Linked DNA regions of Homo sapiens: region 2 is linked to region 1. A link is an interaction called in ENCODE POLR2A ChIA-PET data of the cell type or tissue named here. Cell type or tissue: OCI-LY7. All regions are shown on one strand. Links, peaks and the distances in the headings refer to the core of each region. The heading gives the core; the rest is flanking DNA.

Region 1 (6,217 bases), core at 799-5,798:
AAGACACATTTCTTGACAGAATTAGATTTGCTTAAAAAAGAAAAAGGAGGAAAGGAAGGAAGACAGGGAAAAAGAGAGAGAGAGAGAAGCAAAGAGGAGGGGAGGGAAATGGAGGGGAGAAGGGAGGGAAAAGGAGAGGAGAGGAGAGGGAAAAGGGGAGGGGAATGGGGAGAAGGGAAGAAGGGAAGGGGAGCAGGGAAGGGAAGAGAAGGGAAAAAATAAAGCAAGAAAGAAAGAAAAGAAGAAAGACCCTCTCTAGCACCCTCACGTAAAGTGAGATCTCTAGGGACAGCAGTGTGCTGGTGGTTTTAGTAGTCAGCAAGAAGCAGATAATAGACAACAAAGACTTTCTGCTCTTCCGCATATTTTCCATTCTCTGAATGGGAATCTCAGAAATCTAGACTGGAAGAGTTTTGAGAATTATCCATCTATCCTTCTACCCATCCATGTATTCAGTCACTAAGGAGAAAATATTTTCAGCCATGGTGGGGACAAGGCATGGGAAAAGTCTATGCCATCCATGGCAAACACTGTCTTAGGCACTTGGGTATTTGTTCATTCTCTTTACGTATTTATATTGTGCCTACTACAAGCCATACATGGTTAGGCTCTGAAGATACACTTCAGAAAAAGATAGATATAGCCTCTGCCTTTAAATTTGTTTATGCTGTAGTAATTAAGTAATTACATGGGTATTAATAAATCACAAAATACATAACTAGAAAAATAGTCTTTATTTTAATTGAATCAGAATCCATAACAAGAGGAACTCACATGGGTCTGGGAGAAAGGACAGGTCGGGAAAAGTTTCCTCAAGGAAATAATGTGTCTTTTGAGACCTGAGTGATAAGTAAAATGGACCAGGCAAGGGGACTTGGGTAGGGAGCGTCCCTAAGGAACTGTGACTCCAGATAATGAGGATAGGGTACATCTGTCAACAGGTGGAACAGCACCCTATGTTATTAGTGCCATTAGCGTGGTTTAAAATGGAACTATAAGCGTTGAGTGCTTTTATTCTTAGTTTATCCTCCTTTCCCTGGGTTTTTGTTTTGATTTGGTTTTGATTTTTAAAAATAATTTAAACTGCCTGGGGGCTGAATCATAATTTGATCACTTAGTTTGTGATCATGGGCTGACTCAATAACACTATAAGGTGGTTGTGATGACTAAACGAGTTAATAGTGCCTGGTACCATGTACAGTGTATATTAGGCACTCAATAGGTTTGGTTCCCTCCTCCCATACATAAGCAATCAGTGCTTGTAAACTGCACAGCAAAGAGGTGATATCTGAGACTACTTAATAGTTGAAGAGGCATTTGACTTAGCCCTTATATTACTATCAAGGGCACAGGAACAGAATGTTATATTCAGGAAACATTACACTCACACTGTACTACAATAAATCCTTCTTGTATTTTGAATCTTTTTTACTTTGTCCTGTGCTGCAAAAGAAAATTATCTGCTTTGAAATGACTCAAATAATTAGGTTCAGCTCACCCATATCATCATTTTTTCTTTAACCCAACTGATTAGTAACCTGAACTACATCTTCAAAGAACCTTTGAAATGTTGGATAACATAATCATAGTAGTAACAGCAGGTGGTAGAGATCATGGGGCCATCTTAGAATTCTGCCTATGACCAGAAAGATTTTTTGAGTGTCTACTGAGGACCAAGCACTGGTATAGGGGCTGGGCTTTACCTCGAAGAGCCCCCATGAAATTCCAGCTTTCACAGAGCTTGTCACCTGGGAAGACAGATAAGACGATGCATATGTAAACATAAAATAGAGAGGAATATGTTCTCTCAAGGAATTAAAGCATGATGTTATGATAGAAAATTGGCATAGGTGGTCCTATTTTAGAGCAGGAGGACCTCTCTGAAATGGAGACATTGGAGTTGCATTTTGAATGATATAAGGAACCATCCTTGCAAAAAGCAAAGATGCAACAGCAAAGTTTCTAAGGCAGGAGAAAGCGTCACATATGTAAATGATGAACAGAAAAAGGATTAGTGTTGCTGAAGTGAGCATTCTAGTTGTTAATCAAAAATGATAGGATACTCTAAAATGACTCTCCCATAAAAGTATTAACTCTCCATTAATGGATTTTACACTTGTTAGACTTTTTTCATTATCAAATTTCAGTAATAGTATGCTAGATCATCCTGAAAAATCTATCAATCAACTCTAACAACAAACATTTATTAAGCAACTTTTATATGTCAGTCATTGAATAAATCAGTGAACAAAACAAAATGTCATGTCCTCATGGAACTTGCATTTTAGTGGGAGTGAAACACAAAAGAAAATTTAAAATGGGTAAAATATAAAGTATGTTAGACTGTGAAAAGTGCTAAGGAGAAAAAATAATGTTGAGAAAAGACTTAACAAATTTCTTCTACCCATCCCTTCAGTAATCCAAATGTGCATACATCCATTCATACATGCCCCATATATCTTACATCGATGGCTTGCTTACTATGAGCCAGATATTGAGGATACAAATTAAATAAATTGTGAGACTTCCTCTTCTAGCTATGATACAGTTACTGCTGCCAGATTTGCTCTCTGGCATATCATAAAACTGGAGAGAAAAAAACTGAATCTTTCCATCATTGAACAGCAGGGGAACTGAGGTAAGGAAACGTCAGATGAGCCCCATATTTGTCCTAGCTTCTTGTTGGGGGCATGTTTTGAACTGCAGTGCAGGGAGATAGAGCCCAAGCAGTGCACAGTGCTTTTGCTGAGCTGAGAAGGCTAAGATCAGACTTCAAGATGACAGAAGCATCTGGAACTCTCAGGGCAGGGTACTGAAAAGGAGGGTTCTGAGGAGAGCTGGGACCATAAGAATCTGTGTGTGTGTGTTTTGTGGATTCATGGCCAAGGGATATACCGTGCATTCAGAGGAAAAAATTCCATGAGTCCTAAAAGAAAGTGATTGCTTCAGGGCTGAGAGCAGACCATGAAATATTAGAAGCCATGTAAAGTTAGAAGACAGATTTCTGGAACAGTCAGTTGACAAGCATCTCTGAAAACCGTGGGCATTTCGTTCAGACCCCAAAAGCACCACAACCTATAAGCAAAGACCACACCTCAGATAAGGGACCTAACTTAGAACTAAAGACAAAACTGTACTCAAACAGCCCTAACAAAGAACCAAACCGAGCTTGACAGAACAGGGAAGATTCCAAGTAGTTTACTTGTTTGCCAGACAAAATAATACTCTCTTTAATAAAAGACACTGCAAACTAGACTGGCTCTGTTCTCTAGCATACTGTAAAGCTGCAGAAAAAATATGAATTTTTCCATCATTGAACAGCAGGGAAAACTGAGATAAGGAAACATGTTTGAGCCCCATGTTTGTCCTAGCTTCTTAAGTAAAGTAGTATAATAATTGATTTTACTTTAAATGAACCTAATTAACTTAATTTTAAATTAATAGTTTTTTGATAAGACTACATTATTGTAATTCTTAGAACATCCACTAAAAAGATAGCTAGCTGAAAGTATAGGTGTAGATAAAAAGCCAATAGAGAATTTTAAAAGAATACTAAAAATTTTTGATTTTACAAAAAAGGTAGTGAAAAAAGGGTAAGAAGAGTAAAAAATAAACAAAATAGATGGGACAAATGTAAAACTAATCAATAAGAAGATAGATTTGAGCCAAACCATATCAATAATAATATTAGATGTAAATACGTTAGAGGCCGGTTGCAGTGGCTCACACCTGTAATCCAGCACTTTGGGAGGCCGAGGTCGGCCAATCACTTTAGGTCAGGAGTTTGAGACAAGCCTGGCCGACATGGTGAAACCTCATCTCTACTAAAAAATAAAAAAATTAGCTGGGCGTGGTGGTGCACAGCTCACCTACCCAAGAGGATGAAGTGGGAAAATCTCTTGAACTAGGGAGCCGGAGGTTGCAGTGAGCTAAGATCGTGCCACTATACTCCAGCCTGGGCGACAAGAGCAAAACTCTGTCTCAAAGAAAAAAAAAGAGTGGGTGGAATATTCTTCATCAAATCCATGACCATAATTGGAGATTTTAACACCCCTCTTTCTGTTATTTATACAACTAATAGACAAATAGACACAAACACAAACAGTAAAGAATACAGCAAATTTGAAAAATGCTATCAACCCACAAGACCTAATTGACATTCAAAAAACAGTATACCCAACAATGCAGAATATGTATTCTTTTTCTTTTTTCTTTTTTTTTTTTTTGAGACAAAGTCTCACTCTGTCGCCCAGGCTGGAGTGCAGTGGCGCTATCTCAGCTCACTGAAACCTCTTCTTCCCAGGTTCAAGTGATTCTCCTGCCTCCGCCTCCCAAGTAGCAAGGATTACAGGTGCCCGCCACCACACCTGGCTAATTTTTGTATTTTTAGTAGAGACAGGGTTTCACCTTGTTGGTCAGGCTAGTCTCAAACTCCTGACCTCAGGTGATCCACCCACCTCGGCCTCTGAAAGTGCTGAGATTACAGGCATGGGCCACCATGCCCGGCCAGAATATGCATTCTTTTCAAGTACACATGCTGCATTCACCAAGATAAACTTTGTCTTAACACATTTCACACACTTAAAATCTTAGAGTAATATTAAATTAAAAATAAATGACAATAAAATATATAAATAATAATACATCTAGAAATAAAAAGAAACAATATAGAAATAACAGCTATATGTTATATAACATATATAACAGAATATACAAATATTTGTATAGATAAAATATAATAAAAAATTTAATACATAGAAATGCCAAAAATAGTTGGATATTTAAAAACACATTATATAAACCTATGGATCAAAGAATAAATCCAAAAGGAAATATTAGAAATCTTAAAACATATTTTGAATTAAGTAATAATGAAAACACACAGTATGCTAAAATTTGTGAGATGCAGCTAAAGAAGTGTTTAGAAGAAAAGTTATAATATTAAATGTTTATATTAGAAAAAAGATGTAAAACCAGTAAGTCCCATCTTAAGAAGTAGAAAAAGAAGAGCAAACTAAACTTAAAGTAGAAGAGTGAAAATTAAAAAAGCATATAAACTGAAGTAGAAAATGTGTAAACAATAAAGAAAATTAATAAAGTCAAACAGTTTTTTGAAAATAATAAAATTGGTAAGCACTTAGCAAGAAAAAGTGAAAACAAATTATTAACATCAGCAGTAACAGAGGAACTATTGCTGCATATAGAAGAATAGTGAAAATATATTAGAAAAAAGTTTCTTTTAATAAATTTGATAATAGATAAAATTAACAAACTCTTTGAAAAACTCATCTTAATAAAACACTAAAAAAAATTTAAAAACTGGCCGGGCACAGTCGCTTACGCCTGTAATCCCAGCACTTTGGGAGGCCGAGGTGGGCAGATCACCAGGTCAGGAGGTCAAGACCATCCTGGCTAACATGGTGAAACCCTGTCTCTACTAAAAATACAAAAAGAAATTAGCCGGGTGTGGTGGTGGGTGCCTGTAGTCCCAGCTACTCGGGAGGCTGAGGCAGAAGAATGGCGTGAACCCGGGAGGCAGAGCTTGCAGTGAGCCGAGAACACGCCATTGCACTCCAGCCTGGGCGACAGAGCGAGACTCAGTCTCCAAAAAAAAAAAAAAAAAAAAATTCAAAAATCTGAGAAGCTTATATATATTAAAAGAATTGAATTTATAATTCAAAACATTTCCACAAAGAAAAACTGCAGGCCCAGATGGTTGCACTTGCAATTTTTTTTTCTTTTTTTTTTGGACGAAGTCTCGCTCTTGTCATCCAGGCTGGAGTGCAGGGGCATGATCATGGCTCACTGCAACCTCCCCCTCCCGGGTTCAAGCGATTCTCCTACCTCAGCCTCCTGAGTAGCTGGGATTACAGGTGCCCACCACCACGCCCGGCTAATTTTTGTACTTTTAGTAGAGAAGGGGTTTCACCATGTTGGCCAGGCTGGTCACGAACTCCTGACCTCAGGTGATCCACCCGCCTTAGCCTCCCAAAGTGCTGGGATTACAGGTGTGAGCCACTGTGGAGGCCTGCACTTGCAATTTCTGTCAAACCTTATAAAAAACAAAAAGAAAAAAATCAACCAATTCCACCAAATGTTGTCAGAGCATAGTGGAAGAGGAAATATTTATCAGCTCATTTATGGGGCGAAAATAACCCTATTACCAAAACCTGACAAAGACATTAGAAATGAAGACCACCATCTGTATGAACATAGA
Region 2 (6,217 bases), core at 506-5,505, 140 kb after region 1:
ATGTATCAGAATGTTGAATGTTAAAAGAAATATATATGTGTGTGTGTATATATATATTTGTGTATATATACATATATATACATACATATATATACACAAATATATATATATATATACACACAAATGTATATATATGTATTTGTTTGTTTGTTTCCATGTCCCTCTTCACTGGCCAATGAGAGAAGATCAGATTAATTCTCTTATACAAAAGTATGCTGAAAATAATTTTTTTGTAGAGTATATATATATATATATATATATATATACATGTATATATATATAAATATATATATATATTTGTTTGTTTGTTTCCATGTCCCTCTTCACCCGCCAATGAGAGAAGATCAGATTAATTCTCTTATACAAAAGTATTCTGAAAATAATTTTTTTTTGTAGAGTAAAAGTCAGTTTCCTTTTTACAATAACAAATGTAACATGTTACTCATGGAAATATAATATAATTGCCTTCAGAAAAAGGGCCATTTTTTTTATTTCTCCACTCTCTGTTATCATTTTAAAAATACTTGATGAATTTCTGGCTACACAGAGAAGAATAGCCTTGGCTCAATGTTATGGTTTTAAATTGAAAGGACAAGGCTAGGACTGAAATCCTGTAATGCATAATCTGGAAACAAATGGATATTTTCTTGACACGAGGATTATTTTTTGAAACTTTCCATTGCTTTTTATGTTTTTTGTGCCTCATTTTCCCATTTCCCTCTATCAATGCAGTGAAACCTGACTTCCATGTATGTTGGGTACTGACCTGAAAGCAGTTTGTTCTGTATGGACCATTATCTCAGTATTAAATCTGTAAAACAGTATTTAATTGGCCAGGCGCGGTGGCTCACGCCTGTAATCCCAGCACTTTGGGAAGCCGAGGTGGGTGGATTACCTAAGGGCAGGAGTTTGAGAAAAGCCTGGCCAAAATGGTGAAACCCCGTCTCTACTAAAAATACAAAAATTAGCCAGGTGTGGTGGTGGGCGCCTGTAATCCCAGCTACTCTGGAAGCTGAGGCAGGAGAATCGCTTGAACCTGGGAGGCGGAGGTTGCAGTGAGCCGAGATCATGCCGTTGCACTCCAGCCTGGGTGACAGAGCAAGACTCTGTCTCAAAAAAATAAAAAATGAAACAATATTTAATTAACTTTAAGGGGGAAAATAGACTCCTCAGTGAATGTTTCCCTCTACTCACAAAGCTTATCTTTCTATTTAATTTGAAAACCCTAATTTGACTTTACATTTTCTGAGGTTGTTTTACATAATTACATAGAAGTGCTCACATCTTGCTTTTTTCCCCAAACCAGATAAGAAGTTTTGTTTCAATTCAAATTCATGCGTAAGATGATTTTTTAAAGACCATGATCATGCAATGAAATAGAAATATAGTAGGAAGTAGCAAAATCATCTTATCCTTTTTCTAAAACTTGTATCTCACCTGATTTCAAGCCACAGATATAAAATTGAATTTTGATCATTTAAACCTAATCCAAAGTTTACTTTTGGAGATTAAGTTGTTACCTTCTGACATAAGCCCTAAGTGGAATCTGGTTTTAGAGAGAAAGAGGAGTGAGGTATTACTTTCCCTCTTCTTGTACTATAGTTCTCATTTTCCCCCCTAAGAGGACCTCTGATCTGTGTGAGAAAGTCATTTTTAACCAGCATGCAGATGGACAGTGAATGGGTCCTAAGGTCCTCTAGCACAGGCCACATCCATTTCTGTTCAGCAACAGATTTAGCTTTGGGGGTCATTAAATATCAGCAATAAGTGATTTTCCCCTTCTTCATTTATTCAGCATCTGCACTGGGCCAGGCTTATGCTAAGTGTGGGCATGCAATGTTAGGCAAAAGCAGACAGGACCCCTGCTCTCATGGAGCTTACAGTCAAGTGCACCAAAGAGACATTAATCAAGTAATCAGCCATATAAATATAATGTAATGTAAGTAAGTGCTAAGAAAGTGGATGCTTGGTTCAATGAAAACATTGCTAGAAAATCTGACCTCATTAAGGAGGTCAACCGAGGCTTGTTGAAGAAATGAGGACGAGGCCAAGATTTGAAGACCGGGGTCTCGTACTGAAAGGTCAAGCACAAAGTAGAAATAGAAATCTAGGCAGTTGAGGCCTGACTTCCTTCTATATCTCTACTGTTGGACATTTTACTTGTATTATCTAGGTAATTGAAACAAAAGATTCTGAAGGTCATCACTAAACTGGGAAATGTCCTAAATATCTAAAGCTGGAGAAATTATTTCCCCAAATCTGCTTGCCTGCAAAAAGCAGCAAGACTATAAAAATATTATGGAAGACACTCAGGTGAATGGTACAAAGGACACTATTTATCACCTTTCTTCGTTTGCTCTTTAGATGAGGGCCAGCCGGCCCAGCATGTTTTGGAGCAATTTCTGTTCTAGTTCATGAACACAGGAATGCCACTGGGGTTCGGTGGTCTCGGCAGCACCCCAGTTCACTGCGGTTTAGCTAAGACACTCCTTCTCCTCTGGCCTCCAGTTACAGGGGACCTGGGGTTTAACTGCCAGAGCTCCTTATTAGCTGTTTTTTAAATTTTATTTATTTTTTCTTTTGAGACAGAGTCTGGCTCTGTGGCCCAGGTTGGAGTGCAGTGGCGCGATCTCGGCTCACTGCAAGCTCCGCCTTCCGGGTTCACGTCATTCTCCCGCCTCAGCCTCCCCAGTAGCTGGGACGACAGGCGACTGCCACCACGCCTGGCTAATTTTTTGTATTTTTAGTGCAGACAGGGTTTCACCGTGTTAGCCAGGATGGTCTCGATCTCTTGACCTCGTGATCCGCCCGCCTCGGCCTCACAAAGTGCTGAGATTACAGGCGTGAGCCACCGCACCCGGCCAGCTGTTTTAACTATCCTCCACTCCAAGATGATCTGCCCATCTGTGACTTTGTGAAGTAATGCCCTAGCTAATTCTTTGTGCTGTGCTTTTTTGTGTTGATTTTTCATTAACATTCAGGTTGATTTTGCTAAGGAAACACGGTGTTCATGGTTGAGTCAACATGAACAGTTAGGAGAGAAGCAAATGGCTTGTTAGGACCCAAGAACACACAGAGCTGATGTTTCCAACGTGTTTTCTTTCCTTTTGTATCCAGCTGCCTGAGCCTGGGGCAGGCAGCAGAGGCCAGCCGTGACCAATCTCTTCAAAGTGCACCTTCAAAGGACAGAGCGAGCCTATTTCATCAGCAAGCCAGAAACAACGGTGCTACAACCAGCTTCTAAAATAGAGGGAACCTCGGAGGAGGTTTAAGATGTGTTGCTAGAGGGCAGTGTTTCTGAAGTTCATTGGGAAGGAGCCATATTTGGAATGACATCTGCTGTTTTATTGAAAAGTCAGAGTAATAAATTATAACTACTATTTATCGAGGGCATATTAGGTACCAAGCTGTGTGGTAAGTGTTTTATTTCCTCTTGTGTTCACATCAACATGGTAAGTTAGTCAAAATAATTATCCTCTTTTCACAGATAAGAGAAAAAAATTTAAAATGGTTAAATGATAACAATAGGAACAGGAATCTAGCTAAGCATTTTTCAGGTATTATATTGTTTAGCTCCCAATTGGTCTATACCATAGGTATTAGTACAGTCCTCATTTTGAAGATGAGGAAACTGAGGCAAAAAGAGGTTAGGTCTCATGCTCAAGATCACAGAGTTTGTAAGCTGCAGAACCATGGGCTGAACAAGGTCAGTCCAACTCCAGCCCATTCCTTTTTTTTTTTTTTTTTTGAGACGGAGTTTCATTCTGTTGCCCAGGCTAGAGTGCAGTGGTGCGATCTCAGCTCACTGCAACCTCCACCTCCCAGATTTAAGCAATTCTCTGCCTCAGCCTCCTGAGTAGCTGGGATTACAGGCACCTGCCACCACGCCCGGCTTTTTTTTTTTTTTTTTTTTTTTGGTATTTTTAGTAGAAACGGGGTTTCACCATCTTGGCCAGGCTGATCTTGAATTCCTGTCCTCGTGATCCACCCTACCTTGGCCTCCCAAAGTGCTGGGATTACAGGTATGAGCCACCGCGCCCAGCCTCCAGCCCATTCTCTTAAACATTCCTTCCTTCTTTGGCTAGAAAAGAAAAGGATTAAATATGCAATTGTTTTTCCTGCCCTGCATGGGCATTAGTAAGTGATAGAGTATGAACCTAAGCTCTCTATGCAAATTATTTTTAGTGACAGTAGTGAGAGAATTAAAAATTATCAGAGGAGAATGCTGTTGTCCTAAAAATTAAAGCATAATATTTCTCACAGATACAAGATAAATTCTCCAGAATTGGTATATAAAATTCTCCATTCTTTAATAGCATAGCTTCTTAGAACTCCTTAAAAAGATGGAAGTGCTGCTTTCCTGTTGTTTTCAAAAATGAGATTGATGAGGTTATGCCCACATCGTTCTTATGCAACTTTATAACCCAAGTTAAATTTCCCAGAAATGGACACCAAAGTACTGCTGCTGCCATCTTGATAACATACTTATGAGACATTTTGGCCAATTTTCTTAAAATTATTCACGATGACTCAAAGCTACACAGGCAGTGGGTTTAGGAGTTTTGTTTTTTTTGTTGTTTTTTTCAGTCTGCTGACAAAAGGTAGTTTGCTGATATTTTGTTCAATCATGGTGAACACTCACAGAGCACTGCATTTGTGGTAAGTGAAGTTATTCCTAGAGTACAGTGGTGAAAAGAGTCTGTAATTTATTGATCTTGGAGAAAGGGTTAAGGGCTGGGGGTGGGGGTGAATACAGAAAAGGAATTGGCTGGGCACAGTGGCTCATGCCTGTAATCCCAGCACTTTGGGAGGCCCAGGTGGGCGGATCAATTGAGGTCAGGAGTTGGAGACCAGCCCAGGCTACATGGTAAAATCCTGTCTCTACCAAAAATACAAAAAATTAGCTGGGCGTGGTGGTGAGTGCCTGTAATCCCAGCTACTTGGGAGGCTGAGGCAGGAGAATTGCTTGAACCTGGGAAGCAGAGGTTGCAGCGAGCTGAGATTGGGCCACTGCACCCCAGCCTGGACAACAGAGTGAAACCCTGTCTCAAACAAACAAACAAAAAAAGCCCAAAACAAAAAAACCCGAGAGGAATTTGCCAACTGAAATGCTGTAGGTGCCAATTTTGGTAGAAACATCTGTATTCCAAATTTCACTCTTCTCAGATATTTCTCATTTAATTAAAAATTTTCTGGAAGTAAAATTTAACTGATACCTACTAGTACCTAGCTGCAGGCACTATTGTGTTCCAGAGACATATTAAAGAAGCTGAGAAGCTCAAACTCAATAAATCACTTTAAAAACTAGCCTCTATCTATACCTAATCTAAAATACCCAAAAGCCTTCCAGATTATATAACAAACTTGGCTCTCACTGGCTGCCAGGTAGGAACAATGGCCCTGTAGTCAATGAGATGACAAGGAGGGGGATGACAACAAAAGCTTTTTGCCATTTCAAGTGTCACTTCTGAACTAAGCCTTCTCTTAGTCTTTGAAACAAAGAAGAAAGGAATTTCCCAATGCCTTAGCAAAGATTCATGTTCACTGGCATTTGTGACCCTCTGGATTGCTTACATGTGCACTTTTTCTTTAAAACAATCACGTAAATTTAGTTCATTAGTTTTGATTAAGCGTAAGAGTAAACTTAGAAGGGATGCTGTATTGAAAAGCATTTGTGTTTCTTAGCCCCTGCAACAGAGGAGGTAGTCACTGGAGGTTCTGAGATGAAAGAGGTCACTTAACCTTTCGCTATCAATAGTTTCTAGAACAATTCTGATTACCTTCGAATACCTGTTTGAAATAGCAGAGGAGCTGATTACTTAGGTTTTTCTCTCTCTTTCATTTTCTTTTTTTTTTTCTTTTGAGATGGTGGAGTCTTGCTCTGTTGCCCAGGCTGGAGTGCATGACGTGCAGTGGCACAATCTCGGCTCACTGCAACCTCGCCTCCCAGGTTCAAGCGATTCTCCTGCCTCAGTCTTCCAAGTAGCTGGGATTATAGGTGCCCACCACTACACCCGGCTAATTTTTGTATTTTTAGTAGAGATGCTGTTTTGCCATGTAGCCCAGGCTGGTCTCAAACTGCTAATCTCAGGTGATCCGCCTGCCTTGGCATCCCCAACTGCTGGGATTCCAGGTGTGAGCCACCGTGCCCCACCTCTTTCTCTCATTCTCTTTGTGCCTCAGGTGTGGGAGAGGGAGGAAATGCTGTGTGAGAGCA

The links. ChIA-PET counts read pairs that join two places held together with the same protein. Peaks named below come from ENCODE experiments on the same cell type or tissue, not always from the same donor. Only the 100,000 strongest peaks of a DNase experiment are listed, where the experiment ranks them.
Region 2: POLR2A ChIA-PET joins it to region 1 with 5 read pairs; 2 of 35 experiments call an interaction of 5 or more read pairs at or near these places.

What each region holds. Positions count from the first base shown.
Region 1 is chr13:33,616,075-33,622,291 of GRCh38, forward strand. It overlaps a transcript of STARD13 not described here. Among named protein-coding and RNA genes, the nearest start is that of RFC3, 200 kb to the right of the region's middle. In OCI-LY7, for the core only: no CTCF peak of the experiment used is centred there; no DNase peak of the experiment used is centred there.
Region 2 is chr13:33,758,716-33,764,932 of GRCh38, forward strand. No RefSeq gene overlaps it. Among named protein-coding and RNA genes, the nearest start is that of RFC3, 56 kb to the right of the region's middle. In OCI-LY7, for the core only: CTCF peaks have their summits at 3,276 and 3,476; a DNase peak (open chromatin) is centred at 3,236; H3K27ac peaks cover 753 bases.